2 separate regions of the Homo sapiens genome follow, and region 1 is linked to region 2. Evidence: read pairs that join two places in POLR2A ChIA-PET (ENCODE). Cell type or tissue: MCF 10A. All regions are shown on one strand. Links, peaks and the distances in the headings refer to the core of each region. The heading gives the core; the rest is flanking DNA.

Region 1 (12,266 bases), core at 2,495-7,494, 300 kb after region 2:
TATTTATATGAACTCATAGTCAACTAAAACCTCTTAGTCTTTTTAAATGTAGTTTGCTAAGACACCTTTGCTCTATTTTATTCTTTCTTTTATTAATTTTAGGTGTCCTAAATCTTAAAACCTAAAGCCAACTCTTAAACAATTTAATCTGGTAAAATTTAGCTTCATTTTTTTAATCTGCATTTTTTTTTCTGAGAACTTGTGTTTGCCAGTGAATTTAAACTTTCACATCAGAAGACCCAGGTTAAAAATGACGTTTGTTTTTATAGTGTATGCATTCTACTTTTCTACAGAATTGATTTTTTTTTCTTTTTGAAAAATATTATATCAGTGAAGAATTTCAGTTTTAGGATATACAGACCAGATGCTGGACCAGAGTATGACACTGAGAATCATTTTAGAGGACTCAACCAACTGAATTCATGTAGGAAAAAAAATTACTTTAAACATAACCAGCACTATCAAAGCTGATAAATTTAAAGGCTTCAGAAATGATATCTGCTAGAAATCTAGGGCTTCACTTGAACACATACCAGTGCATTTGAATGAAAACAAAGTAAAGAACCAAAACATTTTTGTATTAGTCCATTCTCATGCTGCTGATAAAGACATAGACTGGGAAGAAAAAGAGGCTTAATGGACTTCCAGTTCCACATGGCTGGGGAGGCCTCACAATCATGGCAGAAGGCAAGGAGGAGCAAGTCATGTCTTACATGGATGGCAAGAGGCAAAGAGAGAGAGAGCTTATGCAGGGAAACTCCCATTTTTAAAACCATCAGATCTCATGTGACTTATTCACTGTCATGAGAACAGCATGGGAAAGACTCACTCCCATGATTCAGTTACCTCCCACCAGGTTTCTCCCACAACATGTGGGAACTGTGGGAGTTACAATTCAAGAGATTTAGGTGGGGACACAGCCAAGCCATATCATTCTGTCCCTGGGGCCAAGCCATATCATTCTGTCCCCGGCCCCTCCCAAACCTTATGTTCTTTTTACATTTCAAACCAATCATGCCTTCCCAACAGTCCCCCGAAGTCTTAACTCATTTCAGCATTAACTCAGAAGTCCACAGTTCAAAGTCTAATCTGAGACAAGGCAAGTCCCTTCCACCTATGATCCTGTAAAATCAAAAGCAAGTGAGTTACTTTCCAGATACAATGGGGGTACAGGCATTGGGTAAATACAGCTATTTCAATGGGAGAAATTGGCCAAAACAAAGGCTACAGGCCCCATGCAAGTCCAGAATCCAGCAGGGCAGTCAAATCTTAAAGCTCCAAAATGATCTTGATGCTGAAGCAAGAGGTGGGTTCCCATGGTCATTGGCAGCTCCAACCCTGTGGCTTTGCAGAGTACAGCCTCCCTCCTGGCTGCTTTCATGGGCTGGTTTTAAGTGTCTGAGGCTTTTCCAAGTGCATAGTGCAAGCTGTAGGTTGATCTAACATTCTGGGGTCTGGAGGATGGTGGCCTTCTTCTCACAGTTCTACTAGGTGGTACCCCCAGTAGGGACTCTGTGTGGGGGTTCCTACCTCACATTTCCCTTCTGCACTGCCCTACAGAGGTTCTTCATGAGAGCCCCATCCTTGCAGCAGACTTCTGCCTGGACATCCAGGTGTTTCCATACATCCTCTGAAATCTAGGTGGAGGTTCCCAAACCTCAATTCTTGACTTCTGTGCACCTGCAGGCTCAACACGATATGGAAGCTGCCAAGGCTTTGGGCTTGCACCCTCTGAAGCCACAGCACAAGCTGTACCTTGGCCCCTTTTAGTCATGGCCGGAGTGGCTGGGACACAGGACACCAAGTTCCTAGACTGCACACAGCCCAGGGACCCTTGGGCCAATCTAGGAAACCACTTTTTCCTCCTAGGCTTACAGGCCTGTTATAGGAGGGACTGCCATGAAGACCTCTGACATGCTCTGGAGACATTTTCCCCATTTTCTTGGAGATTAACATTCAGCTCCTTGTTACTTATGCACATTTCTGTAGCCAGCTTTAATTTCTCCTTAGAAAATGGGATTTTCTTTTCTATTGCATTGTCAGGCTGCAAATTTTCCAACTTTTATGCTCTGCTTCCCTTTTAAATCTAAATGCTTTTAGCAGCACCCAAGTCACCTCTTGAATGCTTTGTTGCTTAGAAATTTTTTCCACTAGATACCCTTAATCATTTCTCTCAAGTTAAAAGTTCTGCAAATCTCTAGGGCAGGGGCAAAATGCCACCAGTCTCTTTGCTAGAACATAACAAGAATCACCTTTGCCCCATTTCCCAATGAGTTCCTCATTTCCATCTGAGACCACCTCAGCCTGGACCTTATTGTTCATATCACTATCAGCATTTTTGTCAAAGCCATTTAAGAAGTCTCTAAGAAGTTCCAAACTTTCCCACATGTTCCTGTCTTCTTCTGAGCTCTGCAAACTGTCCCAAACTCTGCCTGTTACTCAGCTGCAAAGTAGCTTTCATATTTTTGGGTATCTTTTCTGCAGTGCCCCACTCTACTGGTACCAATTTACTGTATTAGTCCATTTTCATGCTGCTGATAAAGACATAACTGAGACTGGGAAGCAAAAGAGGTTTAATGGACTCCCAGTTCCACATGGCTGGGGAGGACTCACAATCAAGGCAGAAAAGAAAAAGAAGCAAGTCACATCTTAGATGAATGGTGGCAGGCAGAGAGAGAGAGAGAACTTGTGCAGGAAAACTTCCATTTTTAAAATCATCAGACCTCGTGAGACTTATTCACTATCAGGAGAACAGCATGGGAAAGACCTGCCCCCATGATTCAATTACTGCCCGCCAGGTTCCTCCCATGACACATGGGAATTGTGAGAGTAACAATTCAAGATGAGAATTGGGTGGGGACACAGCCAAACCATATCAATTTTTTTCCTAGGTAGACCTCCCCTTGTTCTTTTACTCTGAGACTGTTAACTTGTTGCCTTATCTGTTGTGAACTCCTGTTGAAAACATTCTCATTTGACAAAGGCATTTTTGTATTCAATGTACACATTTTTTTCTACAAAAAGATCGATATATATATGTTTTTTTTTCTTGAGGTGAGAAATGAAAAACCACAAAAGCTTTACTGGTTACTGCCTTGCTGTGGTAGCCTTTATGAGAGCAGGCTTTTCAGTAACTCATTGTCAGGTTATCTCACACTTGTCAGCTGAACAGCTGCACACTTCCTTCTCCAAGGCCACAGTCATTACTGAGCATGGCATGGGGTCCTCATTCCATCACTTAAGTGTGGCTGTGGAAAGAAACTGCTGCCTGGACTTCCGGGCAGCTATACAATCCTTAGAAGTGGTGAAAGAAGCATCAGAAGTGGTTCCCTGAAGGTACTCTTCTCTGAAAGCAGTGCCAGGCAGCTAGTAGGGTGCCTGAATGAATGGAACAGGAAAAGAATACACCTTGAAAGGATAAAAATCCCATATCACAGGCAGAGTTCAGACAGCATGGATTGGAAGTAGTGTGTATAATATACAATCACTTACGTTCTGCAGATGGTCAATTAACACAAGGATAGGATTTTAAAATATCTTTCTTTTAAGATATATTTTCATATGGTGAAATGCACAGATCTATTTTTTACTATGGTTAAAAATGCATAATGTACAAATTGCCATTTAAACCTTTTCTAAGTACACAGTTCTGTTGCATTAAGTACTTTCCGATTGGAAATGCACAGATCTTCAGTGTACAATTCGATGAGTTTTGGCAAATACATATACCTGTGACACTAATATATCTTTCAAGATATTGAACATTTTTGTTACTCTGAAAAGTACTTTTATTGTCCCTATGTCCGTCAAGCATAAAATTTAAATAATAACTTACTTTTCTCCATTATATGATCTTTTTCATTAAATAGCATGTAAAAAGATTTGTAAGTATAGAAAAATAACACAAAAAGAATCATCCACAAGGCAAATCATAACCCATACTGATACATCAAATCCTTAAGTAAGCCAATGACACAGCAAGAAATAAAATACAGAAGTAAAGAAGTTTAAGAAAAAAATTATTTTATTTTTAGAGACAGTATCTTGCTCTGTTGGTCAGGCTGGAGTGCATTGGTACAATCACAGCTCATTGTAGCCTTGAACTACTCGGCTCAAGCGATCCTTCCACCTCATCCTCCCAAATAGCTGAGACTACAGGCATGCACAACTATACCCAGCTAATTTTTACCTTTTTTTTTTTTTATGTAGAGATGGAGTCTTGCTGTGTTCTCCAGCCTGGTCTCAAACTTCTGGCCTTGAGCTTCCTCCTGCCTCAGCCTCCCAAAGTACTAGAATTACAGGTGTCAGCCACTGTGCCTCACCTAGAAGGTGTTTATAACTATAGTGCAACTATAAATTTTGTTTTAGGATAATAGAATAATTCTTGAGGTCACTGTCTCACTCATCTCTCCCAAGAAAGTTTAAAATAGTGTATGGTCACTAAGCCCACAATTCCAGGCTTCTCTCACCTCGAAGATTTCCCATTCTATATAAGCTGCTGAAATCACCAGCTTTTGGATACACCTCCAAGAAGAACAAGGAAAGCACCAGGGGGGCGAAATGGATTCATAGCATCATTTATCCCTGATGAAAATAACGTTAACTGGGTCTGATGTGTTACTCTTGATAATCTGAGAACCTGGCTGAACCTTTATTTCTTTGTTACTTTGGTGCAGTTGGCAGCATTGGCCAGAATGACCAGAATGACAATGTGGTTTAGATCGGGATTGTGGAACAAATGAAATAATGGTTAGAGACACCCCATCCTCCCAATCACTGAGCAGAATCAATAGATGCCTATGTTTTAGGTGTGGCCTTAGAACATACTTCTGGGCATATGCTAGGGCATGAAAGGGTGGAGCTGTTAGGGCAGAAGAGCAATTTATGGAGATAATGACCTCTCAGGGAAGAGAATGTCCCCATTTGTGTCCACATGAGATAGAAATGGCACTGGGTAGTTACAGGAAAATGGAAAACCTCAAACAACAGCTAAAACAGAAACTAGGCAAAGAAACCACAGGATAACAGAAAATCCAAAATAAGGAGAGAAAATGGCCAAAATCCTGGTCGTGTGACATGTCCATGACTCTTCCAGGCAAACCCAAATAGGGGAGAAAGGGGCGGTAGGAGTGCAGGCACATCCCTGAAATCATCTCCTTTTCCAGAACATCTAATGATTATTCCACATTTCAGTTAAAGAAACACTCATAAAATTAGAAAGTCAAGCTTTGTATGCATGACTTGTTCTCACAAGCATGCCTGGACTTCTCTCTTCAGTGTGTACTTTCGCTTTACAATAAAAGCTTCCTGCCTTTCACCTCCTTCTGACTCATCTCTGAATTGTTTCTTGTGATTGTGTCAAGAATCTGGAAACTAGCTGGGCTGGGGTCTCACTGGCATGCAGAGACTCTCCTGGGATCACACTGGCATCCACAGAGCCTCTTGAGCCCTCCAGCAACAAGTTGATCTGGTAATAGCTTTGGAACTTTGAGGGGAAGTTGGAGACTTGGCATGAGGGATAAATGCAGTGGACTGAGACTTTAGACAAGTGGGGATGGGGTCTTTGACCAGGCGCCAGTGGTAGCTCTCCACGCAAGCTGCTCGTTTCCTATGGATCCCCCTAGCTGTGGTGGGCATTGCAGTTGCCCTTGGGTATTTCGAGTGGCAGGGTCTGCTCACCCTGGATAGACCATCACTATCCAGCTGTGCCACTTTGCATGCTCCATCCTTCCTCTGCTCCTTCTCGGCTGCTGATTTTAGAAACAAGGTAGACCAGGTAAGTCTGACTGTTTACAAATACTCCAATCTAGCCTGATCTTCAGGCCTCCAGCTGCTAGACGGCTCCAGTGAAGGGATCTTGACTATTTTAGGGTACCCCCGGTCACTTGAAAAGCTATCTTTCTCTGGAAGCAGATGGCTCAGAGTCTGTTGTGTGAGTGAGGGTGAAGGCGGCCTCCAAACTTAATGCCAGATCTGGCTAGTTTTAGCATCAGAACACCAATGGAGAGTAGGTCCTGTGCCTTTAAAAAGTTGGCTTCCAAGGGGTAAGGAAGACAGATGTCTTCGTCATCTGGATTTAGTAAATCAAGTGCCTACCATTTTAGGTGATCCCCTTCTTGAGCATGCACTTTTGGAGCATATCAAAACCTGGGGTTCATTGTGAGGGCAGATAGATGAGGAAATTGGATGCACACCTGTTCAGTCTTTCAACATGGGGGTATATCCTCTGTGTGAGGGGGTTCTGAAGGCCTGTGAGATTGAGACTGGCCTTTACTGGTGCTGATGGAGGCTCCTGCTACTGCAAACTGGGCTGCTCCGTGGAGTCATTGTTAAGTGGAGCTGTACAGACTGCAGGGCTAAGCACAGGGTTTGGTGTAGATGATGCGGTGCCGGCTCTGCGTGCAACCAGGTTTGCTATAGTTCAGCTGCAATGAGTGCTGCTGATGGAGTTTTGCTTGACACTGCATGCATGTGGCCAGCCAGATGGTAAATTTTCTGCTTCAATGTTCATTAAACCCAGCTCATGGTTGATGCACAGCTGAGTCATTCCCTTTGCCAATGGCTGAGACAGTGCCTCTGACTTAGCGGTCTGCATGGCTCACTGCCAGGTGTGCAGATCTCAGGAGGAAGTGTGGATCAATACCAGGCAGCCTGAGTTATTCAGCTGGAAATGATCTTGTGGACTGCCTCTACATTGACAAAATGGACATCAGAATATTCAATAAATGTATACCCAAAGGAAATAAATGATGGAAGCCCTTTTCCCCCTCAGATTCTACTTCATTTGACAACCTTGAAAGACATTTTCTGAGAGATTTGGCTTTGGGTTATACAGATATTTTTTAATATAAACTTAGTACTGGAGCAGTTTCAGCAGAAAACAGGGGATGGTCCAAAAACATGTAATGGTTGGTGGAGAACACCAGGTAAATTTTCTCTAGGAAAAATATTCTGTGTCATCTTTGAAGAGAAAAAGAAACCTCTTTATCCATTTGAAAGGATATTTCCCCAATATATTTATATGAAATTAAGTGAGGTAGATAAATTGGCCTTCCTATATCTTAAGGGAAATCCTCAAAATGAAGAGATAGGCACAGAACTATATCACAAATACCTATAATATTATAAATCATAAACACTTAAAACTTTTATGGCCTCTACTATGGGGACAATCAAGACTGTGCTTCTTGAGCTAAGAGAATAGCAGATTCTGGACAGGCTCCAAGTATTGCCAATTACTTAAAGTCACCCACCCTTTGAGGGGATTTGGGAGAATCTTCTTGTGCTTCAGTCCTGTGGAGTAAGAAGTGATTGCAGCATGGGTCGAATAATGATTCACATGCACTATTAGCAGAGTGCAAAGTTAACAAGGGACAGACTATGTTGGTTTTTTTTTTAATGTATCAACTTGAGCAGGCTGCAGTCTCCAGTCTTTCAGTCAACACTACTAGGTGTTGTGATAAGATTTTGCAGATGTAATTAAAGTACCTAATCAGTTGACTTTGAATAAGGAAGATAATTCTGGATAATCCAGGTGGGCCTGACATAACCAGCCGAAAGCCTTAGAAGCAGAACTGAGGCTTTCCCAAGAGAACAAATAATTCTCCCATATACAACAGCTTTAGCTTCGACCCATGGAGTTCTATTTGGAGTTCTTGTGAGTTCCTTTCCTGACCACTTGCCCTATGAATTTCAGACTTGATTAGCCCATCACACAATTGTGTAAGATAATTCCTGTAACAAATCTCTTAATGCATCTATCTCTTATGGGTTCTGTTTTTCTGGCAGATGCATATAGCTCACATTCAAGAGATTCTCTGCTTACTGAAATTTTAATTTATCTAACCTTTGTGACTTCTACAGATCTCTGATACCTTTAAAAATATGACTATTGTACCTCATTTGTTTTTTTCTAGTTGTTGTAGTGGGAGTTTTGGTCTCCCAGTGTCTACTGTAGAGTCTCCCAACAGATATGGAGTAGAAAAGAAGAAGGAATGGTATTCAACTTACAATGTGGTTCTGACATTATTTGTATAACAAGGTCTAAATATTTACATTCTGAGACATGGGTATAATTAAATATTCCAAGTATTGCCTGTCCATGAATTCTTAAATCTTAAACTCAATCTAAGTAGCACTTAGAGTTTTACGATGACTTTAATATTCCCTATTGCAAAGTTAAGTAATAGGATTGGAGTCATAAAGAAAGACACGTGATCCTGTATAATGGAACTCCTGACACTTGGTGGGAGCATCCTGTACATCAAGAGCCAGTATATCCTTTGCTCATTTCATTTCAACTGCCATTTATTTCTTCAAGGTGACTTCTTATGATGCTACTTTTTGCTTCCCACTTTATTCTCTTTCATTTCTTGTAAATTTCTTTGGAGGGAGATGCTTCTTTTTTGTAAGGTTGTACATGTGATACAAATTCAGGCTTAGAGAAGACAAATAAATTCAAAGAACCAGCATAGGGCATGGGCTGTAAAATGCGCAGCTGTCTAAAGAAGCCCAGTTGAAACAACTGGAGATGCGGGTGTGGGATCCGGAGTGAGAAGCAAGGCAGAGTCTGTGGTGACTCTGAATCTTCACAGCAGGCATAAGTGAAAAGAAGAAAAGGCAGGTTTGATTAGGAAAAGAATATGCAACATGCCTCACATGCACTGGGTAGCCTGTTCTATATATGGAGTTTACCTCATACTACAAGGATTTATGTGTATGTTTTCCACAGTTATCTGAGAGCTCCTACAACTCACTGTTCAGGTCTTCCTGTCTTTTGATTTCAGACCTTACCTCCCCTTAATATCCTCTACCAACTACCCTCCATTCTCTCATCTTCCAACCCTTCCTCCTGCCCTTTGACTTTGTCTCAGAATGTTATGGTCTATTGTACAAAGGCACAAAAAGAGCCACTGTACTCAATTTTGTTGGCTATATACAGCTAAGTACATCTTAAAAAATTGTTGCATTTTTAAAAGAACAATTTACATCCTAGAAGGTATCTTCATTTATGGACATAAGCTCTTTTAAATGCAATAGCAATGCTACACCCAACAATTACTTTATCTGTATAAGGATGCAGCATTTGGGGTTACATTCTATAATGATATGAAATAAAAAAATTATGCTAGAAAAAAGTTACACTTCCAAAATTATTTAAACTTGATTTTAGTTTTCAGCATCGGAAATATTGCAATTACAGCTCAGAAAAATGAGGAAAGGCCTCTAAGAGACTCTTCTTGCTGAAATGTGATTCCAAATAAATAAATAAGCATACTTGAATTGATAATAAGGCTTTGAGCTATTCAGCTTAAAAATAGGCTTACCCCATTAAGATTATTAAACTCAGAGGCATATTCTGAAAAGAGCTTTTGAAAATGGATTTCTTGCAAACTGTCATCAAATATTCATAGATAAAATAATTATGTGGAAAGATAAAGGGATGGTGGAAATTAAAGGGGGCTGATAATAAAGGGAACTGGATGAGATAGTTAAGCAAACTTTTTGAGAGGGAGAATTTTTTTAGAGGAGGTTGGCGTGAAGCTTAGACTTGAACATTTGAGCATCTGTTTTTTTAGCCCCTCATTGCTTCTGTCCTGGTGAATAAAGTGCATGGATAAGCATAGGTGACAATTGCTTGACTGTGATGGAATTTAACTCCCATATGGGTTTGTATTCTTTGTTGCTATACATTCAGTCTTTTCCTTACCATGAGCATGGATGAGGCTATGCAGTGTTCTTTGCAACCTTTATCATGTCTAACACAGTTCAGGGAAGTGTCACTGAACAATAGGCTGGTGGCTGAGAAGAACGCTGTATACTCAGTTTCATATTTCCTTGCTGAAAGCCAACACATAAGATATTTAAATTTGTATGGTCTTACAGCTAACTGAGTGGAAAGATAGGGATTTGCAAATTTAACCAACTTAACTATTTTATACCTGAATATTTGATGATAGAAGTAGGAAATTCCTTTTTTTTTTTTTTTTTGAGATGGAGTCAAGACTGTGCCACCCAGGCTGGAGTGCAGTGGTAGGATCTCAGCTCACTGCAACCGCCACCTCCCGGGTTCAAGCAGTTCTCCTGCCTCAGCCTCCTGAGTAGCTGGGATTACAGGCACCCGCCACCACACCCGACTAATTTTTGTATTTTTAGTAGAGATGAGGTTTTGTCATGTTGGCCAGGCTGGTTTCGAACTCCTGACCTCAGGTGATCCACCTGTCTTGCCCTCCCAAAGTGCTAGGATTACAGGCATGAGCCACCACGCCCATCCCAGAAATCTATTTTTAAAAGAACTTTGTGTAAAGCTCTTCCTATTTGAAGGTCTTCTTGTTTATATTTCCTAATGCTCTCTTGAGTAGTAGCTGGAAGTTTAGACTGAATATTTGTCATTTTCTTTTACTTTCCAAATCACTCCAATCTGTGTGACTCTATCTTTTGTTGTAATCAAGTCTCAGTGAATAAACCAGGCACCTTCTAACCAAAGTAGACAATTTACCTCCTGTATTGACCTCCACACAAAATTGTCTAATGGGTCTCTACCCTGCTCAAGTATCCTCTACCCTCTGAGTACTTTCTCAACCAGACACCTAAAGGAAACAGATGCCTGAGTCAGAGCAGCTCTGGAGCAGAAATTTGTTTTCTGAATTGCCAAGATACCTATTAAGTTACAGAAAAATATATCTAAATTTTATATTTTACAGCATGCAAATAAATGTGTATAAAATATAAATATATTTAGGTTATGAATCAATATATATATACATAAATCAATGTTATTGATTTAATAGGTTTTAGTGTTTACTAGAAAAGGAATTATTGAATTTGTAAAGATGGCTCACATAAATATGCTTAAAATACATTAATCATAATGTGTGAATGTGTTTAAAACAAAGACAATTTCACAATATTAATAGCTACCAAGAGATATTCTACATGAAATTTGTTTGATGTTTTATACTAGAAAGATTAAGGACTATGAAATGTTTCCCTTGATCATTTGACAATGTAATATTGTATATCTTGTAACTATTAGGCATCATCCTAGGTTCTAAAAATAAAATTTTTAAAATGGAGGAAAAATTCTGCCACCAGGGAGTCAGGGAGACAGAGGGTGACAGCGCTTAAATGCTACAGCATATAAATCCCAGGAGGCTGAGTGTAGCACTTGACGGCCACCTAGTCCAGACGGGGTCAGATACCATCCAAGTGAGTTGATGTTTGAGCACAGTCCCTGTATCCTTCACTTTCTAAAGCATGAATGTCCTGAGCCCTATTCCTACAGGATTCTATTCTAAGGACGTGGTCTTCACATTAAAGAGCATCATGAATAAACACACACTGAAGTGTTAATAGCTGATGATGAGTTCATGTGTTATCTCGTCTCACATTTTATTAAAGAACAAAAGACTTTATGTCTAGCTCATGTAGCTAATGATGGACTTAAAAATAAAAAAGCGTTAATAGTGAATGATGGACTTTCAGGTTCCAGTAGCACAGTTAATTAATTTGGATGAAGTGTATTGTCTTAGTGCCTTTAAATTACAGATGCAATTTTGCAGATAATACCGCTATTCTCACATTTCTCCTCTCATTAGCTGCTACTTGGTTCTCCACTTTTGCATCCATAGAATTTTAGGAAATTTCCAGGACTCTGAGCTAGATCTCAAAATCTCACGAGCCCAGAAATCAATCAGGGTATAAAAGTGGAGACTAGCTTTTAAAACTGATTTATAAACCAGCCAACAGGTATCTAAGGAAATGAGTTTCAAACTACCCTTAATAATATCTTTTGTCACCACAACACAATGATCAAAATTAGGAAATTAACATTGGTACAGTAGTGTAAACACAACTATAGACCTTATTTAAATTTCACCAACTTTTCCACGAATGTCCTTTTTCTATTCTGGTATCCAGTACAGGTTCTCAAATAGCATTTAGTTGTTATTTGTCCTGAGTCTCCTCCAATATATGATTGTTTCTCAGCCCTTCCTTGTCTTTCATGACCTTGACACTTTTGAAGAGTGCTGGTCAGCTGCTTTGTAGAGTGCCCTTCAACTTAGCTTTGTCTAATGTTTTCTCACGATTCGATTGAGGTGCGGCACTGTTGCCAGGTATGTCACAGACAGGCTGTGCTGTTCTTAGTATATCATATCAAGGGCACATGGTATTCATATGTCTTACTGCTGGTGATGTTAACCTTTATCACTTGGTTAAGGTGGTGTCTGCTGGATTTCTTAACTGTGAAGTTTCTCTTTTCACTT
Region 2 (12,266 bases), core at 4,552-9,551:
TTCCTGGATATTTCTATTCTCTTATAACTTGCTACCACCTACAGTTTCTGAGGAAAATATTATGAAAACCTTTTCTACACTTGTTGAAGTCATGGAAATACAAACAAACAAACAAAAGAACACAAAGTAGATGGGCTCATTTTGTATGATGCACAGATGATAGATTTGGTAGATTCAGCCTGTCAGTCGCTCAGGTTCTGCCCCAGAGGTCAATGTAGCTGAGGCAGGTCCTTCAGAAACAATGTAAATTCCTTTCCTGTAACCAGGCTGCCCTGGTTTAAAATATCTTTTCATCTCCATTACAAAGATAAACTATTAGGTCAGTGGCAAAAACCACAATTACCTTTGCACCAACTTAATATTTTCTCCATCGATGACGAGCAAGGGACAATTGTAATTCCCCTTATTTCAATATTTTTTTCTCACATAAGACAAGTTGTCGAAGAACTAAATATAGTTGTTTCTCTTCAAGCCTTTCTACTTGTTTCCCCAAGTGTTAAAAGCTTGACACACTCTTAGACAAAATGAAATAATATTAGCAATGTTATTACAAACTTCAGTTATAACCAAAAGCAAATCATGATGTAAAATACTTCTGTTCATTACCAGTGATTTGAACATGGGTCTGAAATATGACCATATTCGACCTTGGAAAAACCTCCTAACAAGCTTATTAGGATATGCACTGATAATTCTTGGTTGCTCTTGGCAATCAGAATGTTTTGCCTAAGGGAAAATTTAAATTCTGGAGCTGCTCTTTTTTTCCTCACCTTACTGTGTAACCTTGAAATAACCTTGAAATAACACAAAGACTAAACTGCAGGTGGTGTTTATTTAAGAGCCTTAGGCAGTTTAAGCAGAAGCTGCTGTGTCAGAGAACTCTATTCTTGAAAAGGTGCCTTCAAGGTGTTATTTTCCTGAGTAAGATGCTTATAAAAGATCTATCTACAATTTGTTTAGAAAAGCTAATCTGCAGTTTAAAAAATTGTTTTTACATAATTCATCTTAGTATCTGAAAATTTTCTGGTTTAGCTTTCAGAGTTTTTTTTTTTTTTTTAATTTATAATAAACTTTCCCTATGACAGATTAAATTACATGCCCAGAAGCTGTTCTCAAAGGGCAAAGTACTGGAAAGAAATAATATTAAAGAATCCTGAAGGGAGAGCTTCCAATTTCAGTTCAACAAAGAATAAATTCAACAGAGAGGTTGACTTGATCTCTATGAAATACAGTATTTTTCTGCGTCTAGATCAGTATGTCTTTTTGGCTCAATGTTTTTTTTTTTTTCAAATGACTTTCATCATCTTCCTCAAAACATTGATTATTAAAATTTAGATGCGATGTTAAAAAAAATGAGTGACCTGTCCAGGGAGTTTATTTTTAAGCAAGGTAGTCTGAGATCCTGTCTATTTCTTGGTCCTTGTAAGGTTCATACATCATGTGTTGATTTCAGTTAGGTTACCGGGACCTTACAGGCTACACTGCAAGTTGTTCTGGCAGGTCTTTAACTGATCTTCCCCCTTTTGGAGCACAAATGGCAAATTGTTGTTTTGTTCTGTTTTTTCTCAAGAGTGTGTGGCATGTTGCCATCTTCCATCTTCTGTGAGTTTCCTGATGACTGTCTTTATGTGTTCTATTAGGTCAATAGAAGAACTTCTTCCTGACTCCCTTGCCTCTTTAGTTGATGAAAATGATAGGACAGTTTCATGAGCGAATAATTTCTTATCATTTTCTTACTGAAAAACTCTCTCACAAAAGGAGCTGGTTAAGCTTTAAGCGAAAGTTCCACATGGAGCTCTGGCAATGGGAGGAACATAAAAGATTGTTGGGTCTAAAAGGAAGAATCAGATGTTGCTCATCAGTTTTAAACAACACCTGAAGAGCAGACGAAAGGGTCCTCTTTCAGTTTTTCTGAAACTGTGTTGTAATGACAAAATGGTTTTGTGTGTCTGTGTGGTTCTGTTTCTGTTTTGTTTTTGACTTCACAGGAAGAGGTTTAAACATGAAGGCAAACCTTATAGATGTTAGCATGGCTACATATAAAGCAAAGCTGCCTCTTTTTTTTTCTTTTCTCTGCTTCCATTTAGGCCTATCACATAATTTAAGAAAACATAAAATTAACCACAGGAGCGCTAACTATAGTGTGACAAAAAAAACCCTGATCAATTTTGTTTTCGCAGCACGATATTATCAAAGATTTAAGAAACAAATTTGCCAGCCTCGGCGAGAACTCTCTGGTAACAGCATAAATGTCTGTGTTGGTTGCTTTTGATTTAAAGGTTTCTTTTTTCATTTGTTTGAGCCCATTTCTTTTCCCCCTCCTTTTAGTTCACTTTATTTTTCATATTCTGTAACTAGCAAGCCTTCATTTTTTAAACCTCTTCCATCTTCCAGTGTCTATTTTCTGTATTTTGGATGGAAAGTTTATGGCAGCAAAGCTGTCATTCTGGCTACCTCTGCTGCAGCTCTTCCTGCTCTTAGGTCATATATGTTTTGGCCGTTGTGTTTATGGACATGATACTAATTGACTGTTTCATGTCCCATTGACTAAGCTTCTCTACCACGCCATTTGATGGACTCACTGTCATAGGGCTCTATGCAACTTTCATTCTGCAACTTATACTGCTTAGTTCCTTCTCAATTCTCCAGTGAACTGGATTGCTCAAGTGAATGGTCATACCAGTCTTGAACTTGCTGTGCCTTTATATTTTATTTTTATTTTCTTCTTTATGTTTTCAGTGGTAGCTTAAGTGGAAAAGAATAAACTCCAGCCATTGCTCCAGCAGTACCATGCAGTATCGTTTGTTACCACCAGAGAATACAAAATATAAAGGCACATTGCATCTCTTATTCTTTGGGGGTGACTGGGGAGATCTGTATCATAAATCCACTACTTCGTTGAAGCCTACCTTTTGATTCATATCAGCTTTCAATTTTACTTAAACTTCAAGACATCTCAGTTAATGTTTTTCTGTGATTCAGTGATACTTTGCAACTCGAGCCATTTGCTGAGCAGTATCAAGTTATGGCCATGGCATGGGAGATTATTCAAAACGTGACAAACTTATGCACAAATGTATAAATCAGAAAGTGCAAGTTTCATTGATGAAGTACAGTACTTCAAAACTGTGATACAGGCTTTGAATGAATCAAATCATTAAAATTGAGAAAAAAAAATCCATGCTGATAAACCAGTACCAAAAACATATCAAGAAAACTATAAAGGGGGAAAAAAAAACAATAGTTGAATATGTTAATAATATCTGTTGAAGAACATCGTTGGTGTTGAAATGGTCCATAATGTTGTCATAGAGCCCATACATGAAGAGATGACTAAAAATATGGTCTGTAGAAATCTGTTGTGCTTACTGATACCCTCAACATAAATGGTTGGGATTTGTGTTCAGGAAAAAGAAATGGAAAAGCAAAAGCTTCTATACCAGCAAGCCCGACTCCACGATCGTGGCGCGGCTGAGATGGTGCTACAGACAATCAGTGCCAGCAAAGGTAAGGTTCCTTGAGTTCCCCTCACGAGTGTCTGTTCTTCAGATTTCCTCGTTGCTCTCAAGGTCCTCCCTCATTTCAATTCCACTGACTCATTTAGTCCTGGGGTTTCTGGTTCATGACTATATCAGGTGCCTATTCACAAATACGAGCTCTCATTGTTTACGGAGACCAATGTTAATTTTTTTTTTCAGAGTCTTACTATACAGATTCATTTTCATTCTGTTCTTTAAGTTTTGGAAACTATGTTATAACTAAACCTTAGCAGACTGATCCTATAAAATGGGGGTGCACGAGCTTTTTCTTTAAGGCTGGAGAGTCAATATGTTCAGCTTCGAGGGTTATGCAACCTGTCACAGCTCTTCAACTGTGCCATGTTAGCAGGAAAGCTGCCAGACACAATAAGTACACAAACAGCGTGGCTGTGTTCCAAAAAAACTTTATTTACACACACTTTGTTTACACACATAGGTGGCAAGCTGTAATTTTTTTATGTAATTTATGGTATTTTGCCATAGTTTGCTGACTCTTGATACAAATATGGAGACTTTTAAAGTGAGACTTTTTTAACAATTAAGATGCTGTCATATATCTCAGTAGCCAGCTGTTTCAAGATGATTTTTTGTACATTCATAATAGCTTCTTTGTGAAAACATTTTAAATATAATTTGTAATGGAATGGAAAAGTAATGGTGGTACATTCTGTTATTAGGTACCCTTGTCCTTGAATAGAAGATTATTTATATTTCTAGGATAAATAGAAGTGAACAATGAAAAATGAAATATGTTACACTAAATAAAATTTTGTTATTATCCGAATTACTTAAAATTGAGAATAGTCTGCCTAATAAACCAGATGTCAAACATATTAAAATAAAAGTGATACAATGAAAATGATGAAAGTTCTTCATATATAATACTGTTGAGGGAAGAGGGAGAGAAATTTTCTTTAAAGAAACTTTTAAGTAGCTCATACTTATTTTAATGTTTATTAAACACATAATTAATCTTGAATCTTAATAATTTCAGGTCTCGATATTTCAAAATCAGTTGTCTTCCTATTCTGTTACTTCTATATCTTCTTATGGTTTCAGTTCTTAGATATTATAGAGAATTTATTAAAAATGTTGATGCCAAATATGCATTATTATTATGTTAGCATTTTTTGGAACATAAGTCAGTCTCCCTATGCCATTAAACAGATTGCCTGGGGGGGCATAATAATAATTTTAAAAGTGCAGCATTGGAGGTAGAATAGGTTAATATAGAAGGCGAAATGATATAAGGAACACTACTTTTTTATATTTCTTAGGTGAAACTGGACCAATGGTAGCAGCTACTCTGAAACTTGGAATTGCTATTTTAAATGGTGGGAACTCCACAGTACAGCAGGTAACAGCTTCCAGTCATTCATATAATGTACTTTTCAGACAAATGGACCATATAGTAAAGAACTATTTGTTGTAAAATGTTTTATTTTCTATGTACAATATGGCTCAATTTTAGTTTACCACAGTACTGAAGAGAGAGCAAAAGAGGGAAAAAGTAATTATGTGATAGTGTTACAAATCCAAACATAAAATGATGTCAAAATATCTGAAAACATCAAGTGTGACCTTTTATCATGTCAAATGAATTCTGGTGCTGAGGTATGAACCACTCTCTCACCATGCGTTTACCAAACTGTGGCTCTCTGGTTATGGAACCTGGCAGGGGTAACCAGCTCGTTCTGTTCCCAGAATAAGTGATTATATAGCTTTGAAAAAAGAAAAAATAAAACACTTAATCTCTCCAAAACATTTATCAAAAAATAATGTCTCCTGCTTATGTTTTACTTAAGAAGACCCTCATTACTTAGTATGTATATTCAGAAGTCCTTAGATCCAGAGACAGGAGTGAGAGATCCTGTAATGTATACTTCTTGTCTATGTGGAACTTGTCTGTTTTCTTTATAACTTCAAATATATATCCCACCATCTCCTTTGATCCTGCAAGCCACATCCCTTTGTTTGAAAAAAAACAATGATTGTTTCATTTTTTATTTGACCAAAAGTTATCACACCCCCCGTAAATGGCTATATGGTTTTGTGTCTATGTGCGTATATATGTGTGTCTGTGTATCTGTGTATCATACCTACACTACGTGTATATTTGCTATTTGTGCATTTGTGCGTATATATATATATGCATATGTGCATATACTTTGTGCATATGTATCCTTTACATATTTAGTTTGTATTGCCTTCGCTATCTGAAAAAGATTACTACTAAAATTTAGTCTGCTTAACTGAGCCCTTTTTAGAACAGCATTGATAACAGGAATTGTTCTGCTCTTCCAGATTTGTAGAGAAGCAGTATTCTTATTTCCTTAAACCTTTGAGCATGCTTTCTATCATCTTGTATGTGCTTTTACATTTGAAATCTCTAATAAATTTTAACCATGTCAGAAATAGCTGTTTCGTTATGCTATGTAACAGTAAGCTAACAAGACAAAGCATTGCTTTAGCGTTTTTTTACATGTATGTTTAACCAAAATTTTGACCATAGATTCTGGACGTCATTCTGAGAACAAAGGAGAACATTTTAATAGCCAAATGATTCCTATTGTTTTTTCAATTTACAGACTATGGTAATGGAAACTGAATTTCCGTCTATAGCATTAGCATATGGCAGTCACAACTCTCAGATTGTAATGCTGTTCGGGGTTTTTTGTTTTGTTTTGTTTTGTTTTTTGAGATGTCACCCAGGCTGGAGTGCAGTGGCACCATCTCTGCTCACTGCAACCTCCGCCTCCTGGGTTCAAGCAATTCTCCTGCCTCAGCCTCCCGAGTAGCTGGGACTACAGGCACATGCTACCACGCCCAGCTGATTTTTGTATTTTTTAGTAGAGACGGGGTTTCACTATGTTGGTCAGGCTGGTCTCAAACTCCTGACCTCATGATTTGCCCACCTCAGCCTCCCAAAGTGCTGGGATTACGGGTGTGAACCACCACGCCCAGCCTGTAATGCTGTTTAATGACATCACCTTGGTATGGAAACCTGTGAATAACATCTATAGGAATTTTCTTCCCAGTTAACTTGCACTAGAGTATCTGAATCACCAAATTACTTTAAGAGTGACCAGGAGAGAATTAAGAGTAATATATTACCCCTGACATTTTTGGTGCTTGTGGTGATGTGTAAGGCAACTAACCCTCTTATTCCAAGTTTGCGTAACTATCTTGCTTCGAGGTGTGTTCCTACTTCATGATAAAGATGGCATTAGTCATGTTTGTACGCAGTGAATATTTTCTGTCTATTCTAGAATGGAAAGCCTGTTTTGGTTGTTTATTTATTTAACAAACAATAAGATTTTTGTTCAGTGGCCACGTGGTTTCTATAATTCCCATAGAAAATGCTTGACTACCTCAAGGAGAAAAAGGATGTGGGCTTCTTTCAGAGCCTGGCCGGCCTGATGCAGTCATGTAGGTAAGGACTCACTTCCTTCTTGGGGGTTCTACTCAGTGGTTGTATTTTTTCGAAGCATTTGTTTCTTACTCTGACGATAATTGCACATAGAAGAATAGTTAATGATTAACAACACTTTAAAGTGGGATAATCGGCAGTGTCTTGTTTTCTATCTTGTTTTAAGGGGTTGGTAATATCATAATTAATAACTTACAGAATGGTAATAATGTCTTAAAATAGCTTTCCCATAGTACTATAATCCCAGAGCTTTGGGAGGAAGAGATAGGAGGATCCCTTGAGGCCAGCAATTCAAGACCAGCCTGGGTAACAGGGCAAGACTCCATCTCTACAAAAAGATTAAAAAAAAAAAAAAAGCTAGGCATGGTGGCAACACACCTGTACCATAGTCCTAGCTACTCAGGAGGCTGAGGTGGGAAGATTTCTTGAGCCCAGAAGTTCAAGGCTGTAGTGAGCTATGATAGTGCCACTACTGCAGCCTGAGAGACAGAGTGAGACCCTGTCGCTAATTTAAAAAAAAAAAAAAAAAAAAAAGCCTTCCCCGTGTTTAAATAGGGATCTTGGAGAATTAGCGTATATTCTGCATACTTGAAAATGAGTTGTGTATGCTTTTTTAAAAAAGAAAATTCTATTTAGTTTTATTTAGGAGCTTGTAGGCCATTTCTCATTTTGTGACTAAATGATCACTAACTCATTTGCGGTAATCGTTTTCCATTTTTTTTCAAGATTTAAAATCATTCAGACAGCATTTGACTAAGGAATCTGACACACATTTAATGTAAGAAGCTATTCCAACTGCAAAAACATAATTATTAGAATTTTATTTCTGCACATCTGCTGGCTTTGTAATGTACTCCCCATGTTGAAACCTAAGAATGCTTTCATGTTTGACTTTCACATGGATCATTTCAGTGTAGGCCCAGGGGAGACACTAGTCTGCCACTAAGAAAATACGGTTGGTACGCAATGAATGGAGACATGTTTTCAGTGTACGTTAACATTTGCTTCATCTTCCAAGATATATGGTGTTTAGATGTTTGCTCTCCTGAGCAAAGAAAATGTTCTATTAGTCCTCTAAATGTTTTTTTTTCCCTTGTTATTATAGTGTCCTTGACCTAAATGCATTTGAGCGACAAAACAAAGCTGAAGGTCTTGGGATGGTGACAGAGGAAGGATCAGGTATTAATGACTTACATTAAAAGGATCACCTGTCTCCCTTCCCTCCCTGAAACGAGTCAATTATCAATTACCTTTCAAGTAGAGAGATAAGAAGTTATTTTAAAGTTGATGAAATGCTTACATGACTCATTTCAAAGTTCATAGTTGGACACCGGTCACACCCTAAAACCAACCTTCCACGCCGGTCATTAACTCCTTGTGTGCCAGCCCCATTGCCAGCTGCCTTTCCCCTTATTGGGTTTTCAATGAGGAATAATGGTTGAATGAAGGATCAAGATCCTTTATTAGAGAATTTTCTGGGAAATCATAAACCACATAGATGAACCTTTCAAGAACATTTGACTTTCTTTGGCCACTTTAGCAAAGTCGGGCTCTCAGATTCTTTTATTTCCTTAGGATAGTGATCCTTTGAGCTCCTTCAGTCTACTCTCATTCCTATTCCCTCCTCTTCCCTTCCAGCACAGTGATCCTCAAATCCATACATGTTTGCAAGTCTAGATTGATGAAAGAAATTAGAGACCAGTTATTTCGCTTAAATAATTCTGTGCACAAAAGCAGAGATACACGTGATCTTAGAATTTTTCTCTCTCTAAATAGATGCTGGTATAAACTAGAAAGTTTAGCATACAATGCATTTAAAGCAGAAATAACCTTTGCTGCCCTTTCATTTTAGCAGTATTTATTAAGAAAAAAATCTTCAGTAGTTTTTGGTTTGATTTGTTTTTATTCTTTTGTGTTTGATTTTTAAACTAGTTTTACTCAGGGCCCCGTATGTTTATCTGTTTTTGTTTGTTTTGTGTGGTTTGGATATGTCTTCTTGTCAATTATTAGTTTTGGAACATTGGGTCTTTTATTGGACTAATCTTATTTCAAAAAATAATTTTTTCTCCCATCTGCCATTTGTAGTCTATGTTTATTTCTCTGAAATATTTTAGGATTAACTAATTTATCTATGTATTTTTTTCTTCTCACAAATAGGAAAAACAACATTTCTTATTGTATTTTAAAGTTTATTATTAATACCCATTCTGACATTGCTACCACTATGTGGCTCCCGTGTTTATTTTATTTTCTGCTTGACATTTGGATGTACAAGTGCAGTCAACAAAAATAAGTCATATGGTTACTAAACTGAGTTAGCTACCTTCAAGAACAATCACTGACACCATTCTATAACTTCTTAGGTTTTCTGGCCTAAGGTTCTGGCCTGAGGTTCAGAAGGCCAGACCTTTGAGAAAAGTCACCAGTGCCACTCTAAACCGACTTAGGTTTTCTGGACCCATCTGCAGAACTTGGAGCCACTGCAGATCTCAGGGCCTATCACCTGCCTACCTCCAGCATCTCTCCAAAGTCCTAAGCAATTTTCAGCTATAAAATTTCTAAAAATGAATGAAGTCTCTGTCCAAAGCCTGACTTCCCTGTCTTGGAATTAGAAATCAATTTCATTTTCCCCTGTAGTTATTACCTAATGTTCCAGGGGCTCCTACCGCAAATCCATAGTCATTCTTAGTCGCTGTTCATATCAGCTCCCAAAAGGAATAGCAGCCACTTAGGTTATTTTCCTCAGCCTCCTTTCCTTCGTCAGGCGGATATGGGTTGGAATAACATTTTCGAGTCCCAAGTCAGAAAGAACTTTGTGAGAGTGACCATTCTGATGTGAGAATTCTTTATATCTCTCAAAAGGAGATTGATTTAACTTGTGCATTCTTTTTCAACACATAAGAAAATAATTACTCAAACCGATTAACACGTTTTGTATTATTTCCTTACAAACAGAAAAACAAAAGCAAAATCTCAACTTTTTTTCTTTTTCCCCATTTCCTTTTCTTTCGACTACTGTAAATGTACTACCCTCCCTTCCTCAGTCATCACTCATGAGCGTGGTAATTATTAAAAATGAACTGTCTTTTGTTTATTTGCTCCTTTATTTGTTGTTAGCTTTGTGTACAGACTTGATAGTGACAATTTCCGTGCATTCTTTTTTGTTGTAGACTGTTTTAACAAGTAGATTATTTAATTTCCATCATTATGCATCCTGTTATTTTTTACATTTACACATCTAGCTTTCCTCCTTTTCTTTCTTGTTTCTATGAGGATGTACAGTTATTAGTATGTCAGATATGAAGGGGCAACAAGCATTTCAATTACATTTTCGGATTGGTTTTGTTGCTTTTCAGTTAAAAACCTTTCTGGTGGGCCCAGCGTCTGCAACTGTTGTGTCAATGAATGATCCTAGAATGTGTGCCCTAGTCTCCCTGTGGCGTTTCTGTCTTGAACATGCTGTGGCTTTATGGCTGTACTGATTGGTGCACGGGAAATCGGTGACAGATTCAAGGAGGACGTGACAAGCTGAGTCTCCTCCTCGCCAGTGTGCTCTGCCAGTTGCCTTCCAAGTATTGGGAGGCCTACTGAGTTTTTCCTCTATTCCTTTGAAAATCTGACAGATTACAAATCATTTAACATCAAAACTAATTTTTATTTTTGTGACTGAATTCAAAGAGCAGTAGAAACAATAGCAACTATTTGCTCCTCAAACTAATATACTAGCAAAGATGCCATTAGTAATTCAAAGTAGTTTCTGAAAGACATTCTATGCAGTGGAAATAAGGGATGAGATTTTAGATAGTACTTAGGACGCCAACAAGGCTTCCAAGATTAAATTGTGCTTTCTGAATACATGCTATTGCCTTAATCAAGAGACCTATTAGGAGCATATGTAAGGGCCACTCATTAGCTCTATTAATATTACAGTATCTTCCAGATTGTTTTAAGAATTCCTATACAGACACTTTTGGCATGTTTAAATATATCTGTTTTGAGATCACTCTTTTGTTTAAGATTCTGTAAAAGTTAAAAAAGCCTACATACACTCACAGGAGAAGAAAAATCAATCATCCCTCTTGGAAGGGATAGAAAAGGCTGAAAAAGCAACATCTGTTAGTGATGTCACTTGCTTCAACACTTGAGGCTCAGAGAGCATGGGCTTAGCACTGAGAAAATAATCTGTTGTACCTGAATCTTCTACATCCTTGCCCACTGTTTTTATTAAGCTAAGTCTCTTCCTAATGACGACAATATGACCATAAATTATATAGCCATGGAAAACGTATAAGCTCAAATGCATGAACTTTTGATACCCGCAACCCTCCAATGAGGTAGCTATTACCTTGATTTTATAGATAAGGAAACAGAGGAACAGAAAGGTTTCTTGACTTGTCCAAGGTCACACAGCTAAGCGGCAAGGCTGAGACTGAAATGCAGGCATTCTGCCTCCCACTGTTTAATTTACAGATCCCACGAGTGAAGTCACTTCCCTCCCATCTGTTCATATTCTTCAGGGGCTTACTTCATGTCTACCATTGCCTTAGGTAGCATTTTTTTTTTTTTTTTTTTTTTTTTTTGCCCCTTGACTTACTGTTTGTTTATTTAATTCTTTTTGAGATGGAGTGTCGCTCTGTCGCCCAGGCTGGAGTGCAGTGGTGCAGTCTCATCTCACTGCAACCTCCACTTCCCGGGTTCAAGCGATTCTCCTGCCTCAGCCTCTCAAGTAGCTGGGATTACAGGCCTGCCACCACAATTGGCTAATTTTTGTATTTTTAGTAGAGATGGGGTTTCACCATCTTGGCCAGGCTGGTCTTGAACTCCTGACCTCAGGTGACCCACCCACCTCGGCCTCCCAAACTGCTGGGATTACAGGCATGAGCCACCACGCCTGGCTGCCCCTTGACTTATTGTTCTTTGTCCCTTTCCGGGACACAAATCTCTTGCCAAATTTTGCATTTATTGTTAAGTTTCAAAATTGCTTTTGAACTTTTTATGGTTACAAATGTTCCTAACCTGGTATTGAGATGCCATGAGGAACTGTGTGTTTCTTTGAGGTTTGTATCTACAGCTTTCAGATGAATTATTTATACTGTTTTTTTTCTGCTGCCATTATTGTCATGCAAGTTTGACCTCTGTCTCCTTTTTATACTAAGTTTCTCTCATTTCTGTGAAAGCCTGAGCCTCCCAGTTTTTTTTTTTTAAAGGTTCTTCAGGAAATGTGTTAGTTTGTAATATGCTCAATGCTGTCTGTGCTGTATATTTTATATTTATATGTGTTTTCTTTTAATGACTTA

What was found. ChIA-PET counts read pairs that join two places held together with the same protein. Peaks named below come from ENCODE experiments on the same cell type or tissue, not always from the same donor. Only the 100,000 strongest peaks of a DNase experiment are listed, where the experiment ranks them.
Region 1: POLR2A ChIA-PET joins it to region 2 with 5 read pairs; 1 of 35 experiments calls an interaction of 5 or more read pairs at or near these places.

What each region holds. Positions count from the first base shown.
Region 1 is chr1:238,057,111-238,069,376 of GRCh38, forward strand. No RefSeq gene overlaps it. Among named protein-coding and RNA genes, the nearest start is that of ZP4, 170 kb to the left of the region's middle. In MCF 10A, for the core only: no CTCF peak of the experiment used is centred there; DNase peaks (open chromatin) are centred at 5,291 and 6,571.
Region 2 is chr1:237,752,881-237,765,146 of GRCh38, forward strand. It overlaps RYR2 (ryanodine receptor 2), which reads left to right. Exons shown (of 105, transcript NM_001035.3): 81 at 3,408-3,507; 82 at 4,817-4,896; 83 at 6,896-6,972; 84 at 8,075-8,148. Among named protein-coding and RNA genes, the nearest start is that of ZP4, 130 kb to the right of the region's middle. In MCF 10A, for the core only: no CTCF peak of the experiment used is centred there; DNase peaks (open chromatin) are centred at 6,711 and 8,311.